2 separate regions of the Homo sapiens genome follow, and region 2 is linked to region 1. Evidence: read pairs that join two places in POLR2A ChIA-PET (ENCODE). Cell type or tissue: A673. All regions are shown on one strand. Region 1 has its middle 57 kb from the start of CXCR4. Region 2 overlaps DARS1 (aspartyl-tRNA synthetase 1).

Region 1 (4,000 bases):
AGTCGTTTCTCCCAAGTCCCCTAGTTCACAGGACCATATCCATTTAGGAATTAAAACAAGCTGACTTTTTTTTTTCTGAGGAGAGTGGATTCTTTCCAGAATTCCCATATCTAGAAAGCAGGAGAGAAACAAACTTTAATGACAGGGTCCTTTCTTCCCTTTCCACAAACGACCCAATTGTCATGAGTAATGCACTTTTTCTGTTTGCAGCCTCATCATGATCCAGCAAATGAACCCCAACAATTAGCCTCTTCATTTCCATCAGACCATGTCCTTGAACTCCAGAAAGCTGCTATGGGAGCCAACCATATATATATATTTTTTTTAATTAATCTAGCTGGGCTCTGGCCAGTCATTAAAACTAGGAGATTAATCATTCCTTCCTTCTTCTTTTAAACCCATACAACCCATGTAGACCGAAAATTACAGAAAGTTCAAGCTGATAGGCTTCTTAGGGATCATCTAGTACAGTGTTTTTGAATTGAACCATTAAGGGGTCAGAAAGTCAATATAATGAGTTATAACCAGCATTTTTTAAAAAAAGACAACACAGAGAATTTCATGTAGTACAAGTGAGTATGGCTTCATGAAACATGTTTCAATTATGTATATGGTTCTGAGAGTGGCAACATAAAATTGTGGGCACTTCTTACTATGGGTCCTGGTCCAAAAAGTTTGAAAATCCTACCTCCCTGGTCTTCCAGATGGGAAAAGTCAAGCCCCAAGAGAGGCAGTGACTTACCCAAGGTTCTGTTGCAAATCAGTCCTTCTCCACCCACTTCCTGGCATGCCAACACCCCTGGCTCCCTCCCATGTGTTAGCACACAAATCAGCATGCATCAGGTCCTGCCTGGTGTTGGGTCCATCAGCATTTAACTCCTTTCAGACAGCAGGCCCTCTAGAAGGCCCAATGATACCCCATCATTTTGTCACCCCACAGCACTGAGCACAGTGCAATGCACCTGGAGCAGATGTTGAATGTCCACCTGGTGAATTACTGAGGTGAGCAGAAGTGGTCTCAGGAGGAAGAAAAGGTAAAAAAAAAAAAAAAAAAAAAACCCAGAGTGAGAATGGGCTGCCATGTTTGTGAGCTCCCAAACGCTAATGGCAATGATAACAATCGTTCCAAAGACGGCCGTCTACCAGCTTTTTATGTTCCCCCAGGAGCTGGGCTGAGCTCTGTGTATGCAATGCTTCATTCAGTCCTCACAACAAGCTGGTGGAATGCTACTGCCCCAGGGCCTACTGAAGTTTAGAAACCAGGTCATTTAGCTAACCAGGATTCAATCCCAAGTGCTATGGTTTGGATGTGGTTTGTCCCCGGCAAAACTCATGTTGAAATGTATTTGCCAATGTGACAGTGTTGACAGATGGTGGGACCTTTCAAAGGCATTTGGGTCATGAGGGATCTGCCCTAATGAAGGAATTAATGCAGTCTCAAGGAGTGGGGGAATGAGCGGGTTCTTGCTCTCTCAGGAATAGATTTGTTACCACACAAGCAGGTTGATATAAAGCAAGGCTACTCTCCTGTTTGGTCTCTTTGCATACACCCATTTTCCTTTCCACTTTTTACCCATGAGGAACACAAGACCTTCACCAAATGGACTGCCCAGTCTTGAACATCCCAGCCTCTAGAATCATGAGCCAAATAAACTTCTTTTCTTTATAAATTACCAGTCTCGGGTATTCTGTGGCAACACAAAATGGTCTAAGACAGGAAATCCCAAGCAATCAGGCATCAGACTCCATGCTTTTAACCATTGCAACCCACACCTCCTCCTGACGAATCCCTCACAGAATGTTAACTGTTGCAACAATGATTAAGCACCTAATGAATCTGTTGAAAGAGTGAATGAGTAGATGAAGGCAGAAGGGACACACTCTGCCTTGCTAAGAAGCTGGAGGCTGAACAGAGTACTGCTATGGGAAGTCAGATCTAGCCTGGAAGAACAAGCTAGCACACGATAAACATTCTTCAAAATGGGGGCAGATGCTCCTGGAACAGACAGAATCCAAAGCATTCCCATCCTTCCTTCCTTCCTCCTATTGTCACCCTTTGTGCCTCCATTGCTGACAAAACCAAAGACTGCAGCCATGTCCTCAGTCTAGTGGCCTGGAGTATGGGTTTGTAACCTAGTAAAGTCTCATGAGGCTATCCCCTAAACCAACACCTTTCCAAAATTCCTGGTTTAAAAAAAAAAAAAAGGCTTAATGTGAGGTTGAGCTGGGGAAGAGAAAACTAACTCAGCTTTTCATCGGCTTAGACTCCTGGGGTTGTCAAAGGTGGAGTGTCAAATTAAAACATACTGCAAAAATAAAAAAAAAAAAACAGAAAGCCTGTCTCTGAGAGAGAGAATCTTTTCTTCTTATTCTTCACTGTCAAGGAGGCAAAGCTGGTTTGATTATTCTTTTTTACTCCCCTTGAGAAATTCTCAATATGATTGGCAAGAAATCAGGAATAACAAGATAAAGTGGTGATGTAAATGCCAGTGGAAACAGTAGATCCATTGTGATGACCTTGTCTAAGAAGTCTCAAAGTGGGAAGAAAAGCTGGGATCTGGGCTTTGATGCAGAGCCCTTGCATGTAAAATTTACAGTATCCTTCTTATCGGAAATGCTTAAATACTTTCCCTACAGGTATTTACAATCTGTCTCAACATTTGGCTGACTCCTGGCAATTTTCTGCTTTCATTCACATTAACTATTTAAAGGAAAACTCCAGGGCAGCATTTTGAGTAGCACATTGAATTAAAACAAAGGATAAATTACCAAAGAAACATTGAAGGGTCTGGAATGCAATCATCATCTAAGAAAAAAAAAATCATTATTCTTCACAAATACAAAACAATGGTAAGATATTGACAGGGACCTAGAAAGCTGAGAAAACTAGTCCAGGCAAAACTGCATTTGAAATCACAATACTCCTCTCTTTAAAACTCCCAAAGCTCTGACATTCCATTGTCCTGTCTCCATTCCAATTCAGAACCTCTTTAATAATCACAATAGACACAATCCTTCCTGTGTCTGGCTTAATCTCTCCAATTGCAGTTTAATTTGAGTTTCTCATATCTGTGCACAATAGAAAGAGAAACACTATTTACTTGCATCATAAAATTTCCCAAGGTTCTGGGATGCTTTCCTGGAAGAAATCTCAAGACTCCTGTTTTATATTGTGAATTTTATTCCCTATACCAATATCCATGTCTGTTTTCACATGAAAGCACTGTTTTCAGCTACCATCGAGTCAAACGGACACACTAGGAAAATACACTGCACTTATGTAGTCACTGAATGTATCCCTCAGCGCACTGGCCCATGTCTCCCATGAAGAAGCCCAGCTCTGGATGAAGTCTCTGTCCTTCTGAATGCTTTCAGCTGCAAGTAACAGAATATCTCATTTACATTAACCTAAACAGTGAAGAAAATGTGTTGCTGCACATCAAAAATTCTGGAGATGAGTGGTACAAGGTTTTTCAGTGTGTCAAAAATGATGCCAAGGACCAGGCACTTGGCAGCTTTCCATTCTGCCAACCTCCTTGTGCCATGCATCCTCCCACAGGAACAAGATGGTCACCGTGGTTTAGGCATTCTGTATCAATGCAATAACATCTGGTGGAAGAAATTGGATGCTTCCTTTCATGAACCACACTTCAAAGGGGGAAGAAAACCTTTCCCAAAGCCCCCAGGGAAACTCCCTTAAAATCCACTGGCCAGAACTGGATCATATACCATGCCTTGGTTGCAAGGGAGGCTAGAAAAATGGAAAATCTGATACTTCTAACTTCTAAAGTAAGAGGTGAACTCTGCCACCAAGAAGTAGATGGGATGGGGACCTCACAGCCTGCTGCTAGGCAGAAGACCAAAAGGATCTTCCACAAAGCCCCTCTGTCCCATAGGCTCAGTCCTTGTGACAGGGAGGAGGGAGAGCTAGATACAACCACTTCGAATGAGCAAGACTCTCAAGGGACCCAAGCAAGTAGCCCTAGGAACAGTGGCTTAT
Region 2 (4,000 bases), 210 kb after region 1:
TAATCCCAGCTACACAAGAGGCTGAGGCAGGAGAATCGCTTGAACCCGGGGGGCGGAGGTTGCAGTGAGCTGAGGTAGCGCCATTGGACTCCAGCCTGGGCAACAAGAGCAAAACTCCATCTCAAAAAAAAAAAAAAGTCATTAATAGTTAACATTAATTGGGCTCCGTCTCAACTTTAAACATATTATAAAATCCTTATGATTATGAAAGAAAACCTCATGACTCTTACCGTCTCCATTTTCCAGATGAAGAACTGAGATATAAAGTGGTTTAATAATTTTCCCACAGGCCCCTTCATAGGAAGTGATAGGATATGATACCAGGCCTTTTGATTTCAAAGCTTTTACTTTTTTTTCTACCAGACACACTAATTGTTACCCCCTAGTGCCGACCCATAGACTTATCCTGTGCTCACCCTTTGTAAGTCCTTTAGAGTTCTCCATTCTTTCTCCAGGGTCTTTGTGTAGCACTGAAATTATCACTGGACAGCTTTGTGAGGCAGCTAGGTTGGTGCTGCTTCTGTCTGGACTATTAGAGTAGCTAATACACTCTGACTACATTATGGCTTAGCCTAGCACTGTCGTGTGCACATTACCTTCCATTTCACAGTAACATACTTTTCTAAGTGGGGTAACGTGGCTGTGGTTTCAGTAGTAGTTCCTAGGAAAATGTTATTTTTATTCATCTGCAAGTTTCTCTGTGGTAATAACCTTTGTCCTTCCAATATTTTAAAACTCCTTTGAATTTGTTTCCTGTATTAATACAACTTCGTTTTTTAGGATTTTACTTTGTGACTGGATCATCCTCCAAAGCAAAAGGGAAAATTAAGAGTGTTTTTTAGTGGTTAAAAACCTGCCAATCATATATGACTCTAAAGTCAATAGATTATGTCTGTGTTGACACTTTGTTTGCAACCTGTCTTTTTTAACTTGTGATTGCTATCTGATTTGCATTTCAAAATACTGTATGTTGAAAGTAGTAACTGTAAGTCTGCTTGCATTTTTGCTTTCCTTTTTCTTTCTTCTTTTGGTTAAGGCCCATTCTAAATGTAAAATATAATGCTCAGTTTAAAAAACAAAATCTTGTGATGTTTTACAAAACAATCTGATGTGTAAAGTGGTCTTGGAGAGATTAACCCATTTTTTATGAAGAAGTAATTTCCCAGAATTTGATCAGAGACTTAAGAAGGATCTGCTTTGGAGGAAAAAGGGATGTCACAAGGATACATAATAACGAAATATATTATGAATAATGTTTTTCAGAAGGTTAAGAATAAGGAGTAACAGTTCTTTATCAAAGAAGAAGGAATAAAGAGGCCCAGGATATGTAAAAATAAAACTGGTTATAGGGCTTGAAGAAAATGATCTTTAATAGACAATATAAGTTATTTGGAGTAAAAAAAAATGCGAGACTCATAAAATATGAAGGACTAGGAAGGTGATAAAGGAAAAATGAAGAACGTAGAACATGAAAGGCACTAGCCTGTCAATTTAAATGCTCTTTAAAATGTACTTTGGTAGGAAGAAACTCTGTAGATGGACCACCCCATAGTGTTTGTGTCCTTGTTTTTAAGCACTGTGTTAGCACTTTTGTGGTTGCAGTATTGAAACTTCCATAGTAGTACAGTGCCTTTGCATGTGGAATATACTAACTATTGAATGAATGTTGAAAGTGATCTCAAGTTACTTGAAATTTGTTTAATAAATCAATGCAATGACAAAATAATTTTCTTGATTTAGAAGTTTTTTTGAAATTGGTGATTTGCCTGTGTTCTTATAACAAGTTGAAAGCATTTCTTGTTACTCATCATAGGAACTTGAGTTTCTTTAAGGGTTGTCAGTTGAGTGTGAGTATTTTGTCTGTGGAAGCCAAATGGATAGTATACACATGCATGCGTGCCTGATGAGTATAGTAAATTTTGGCCCACTTTTAAAGTAGAGAGCATTTTCCTTCTTTGTAAAACCTGAAGTTGCGTGTCCTTAATACATTTGTGTTCTTTCTGTCTTTTTCAGGGAAACAGTGCTTCTTAGTCCTACGTCAGCAGCAGTTTAATGTCCAGGCTCTTGTGGCGGTGGGAGACCATGCAAGCAAGCAGATGGTTAAATTTGCTGCCAAGTAAGTAAGCAATTATATCCTGTTGTCAGAATAAACAATGGTGGGAACCAAGACTCCCAGGGGTTTGGACCATTTTCATACATTAACATCAATGCTTCGTTTGTTTAAAAATGTAGTTATTTAAATTGTCAGTTCAGTGTTGCTGAATACATTAAACTTACAAAAGAGAAAATATGGAGCACAGGCTTGAAATTCATTTGGAACTGCTGAAGCAGCACTCTCTACAGACAAGTCACATTTACTTTCAAGTAGAGTAACAAAAAGCCTGGCAGCCTCAACATAGCAGAGCAACTTTATTTTGTTGTGTTTGTTGAGCTTCATTTCCTCCCTCCTTCCCTCCCTCCCCCAGTTTGAGATTTGCATGTTGAGCAACAAGTTTTCTAACCAAAAAATAAAAGTATATAAAATAAAAGAATGTAGTTTGGCAAATGATTGCCTCCAGAAGGAAGTAAAACAAATGTTTTACAACTTTTAGCTTTGACACCAAAAGGGTTTAGGAGAAAAAAGGTAAAACTTGCTTTTTCCTCCTGTAAAAGTCTGGGCTGTCTGGCTCAGAGTTCCCGTAGAAGCAGCACATTGTTTTGTTCAGCTTGCAGGAGGCAGATATAGAGATAGAAGTGTGGTTGTGTGTGCAGTGGCTCTAAGGTGATGAGAGCTGTTTTACTTGGTAGTGGTGATGTGGCTAATTTTGTTTCATGTTTTTTTTCAATTTCATCAGAATTTTATTTCCATGATAATGATCTCAGAAAACATGAGAAAATGGATGGTCTTTGTGTTTTAAGTAATAAAGTAATTTCATAGTGTGTAAGTGTTTTTTAAAAGAAAGAATTCAATCAGAGTAAATGATATATTTTTTCTATTGATTTTTTTAAATGTTTGCTTTTTAGATGCATGCTTTCTAAGAATGAGTTAATACAGATGGAATTATGAATTTTAGAATTGGAAAGAAACTTAAAAATTATCTAATTCAATATCGTAATTTAGCTTTCAGCCCTCCCTGACCCTCTAGCACAATGTTATACATATAAAGGATGCTCAGCAGCTGGTTTTGGTTTAGATATTTATCAAATTACGTCATAGTAATACCTGCACTCGGATTTAAGAACTTAAGTGCCATGAATTGTATCGATTCATTGATGAGATCAGTAGTATTTTAATACTACTAATACAGTAGCCCCACCTCTCCCTATCTCCCAGTGCTGCCCAGAGATGACCACTTTTCTTCTACGTGTGTCTTCTGGTAATTAGGTTTGCTTGTTTCGTCTCCTGGTTAGAGTGTGTGCTTGTGGGGTGCATTTGTCTTCCAACCTTTTAAGGTTAGTGTGTATCCTATGAAGTCAAACATAAATGAGCTTGGTCCCTAGAAATTTTATCTGCACAGAGAACCTTCTATAAAAGAAAAAAAGATGGTCCTGGAAACCGCAGACATAGATGCTAAATTCTATTAAATATACTGAAAAATACTGGAAAAAAGTCAACCTCAAATCAACAAACAACTTTTGTATAATAATTTGGTTTTGAAAACTAATACATGAAGCCGACAGTTACATAGAGAATATATTTTTCCATTAAACTGCATTATAACCTCGGCGTTACATTCCTAAAGCTTCCAGTGGAAAAGCCTTTTGAAAATCCCAGTTACCCATAATATTCAGTGAGAGGCATTCTACTGACAAGTGGACGGTTAATCCATGTGATGTGTTTAGAAGCAGACACGTTAAAGTACTCCGCAAATAAGTTATTCCTATTATTTTGGATCTTCTCAGAAACTCCTGGGACTTGACTAAATAACAGCGATTGACTATATCAGATGTCAACCATAGCTTAATAGCTAAAAGAGCTACTTTCAAATGGTCTCCCAAACAGAACTTAGTTCACTAATGC

The links. ChIA-PET counts read pairs that join two places held together with the same protein. Peaks named below come from ENCODE experiments on the same cell type or tissue, not always from the same donor. Only the 100,000 strongest peaks of a DNase experiment are listed, where the experiment ranks them.
Region 2: POLR2A ChIA-PET joins it to region 1 with 5 read pairs; 2 of 35 experiments call an interaction of 5 or more read pairs at or near these places.

The regions. Positions count from the first base shown.
Region 1 is chr2:136,172,873-136,176,872 of GRCh38, reverse strand. No RefSeq gene overlaps it. Among named protein-coding and RNA genes, the nearest start is that of CXCR4, 57 kb to the right of the region's middle. In A673, no CTCF peak of the experiment used is centred here; no DNase peak of the experiment used is centred here.
Region 2 is chr2:135,959,512-135,963,511 of GRCh38, reverse strand. DARS1 (aspartyl-tRNA synthetase 1) reads left to right here. Exons shown (of 16, transcript NM_001349.4): 4 at 2,014-2,116. Among named protein-coding and RNA genes, the nearest start is that of DARS1-AS1, 24 kb to the left of the region's middle. RefSeq lists an enhancer at 2,050-2,551 and a silencer at 2,587-2,787. In A673, no CTCF peak of the experiment used is centred here; a DNase peak (open chromatin) is centred at 2,171; H3K27ac peaks cover 523 bases.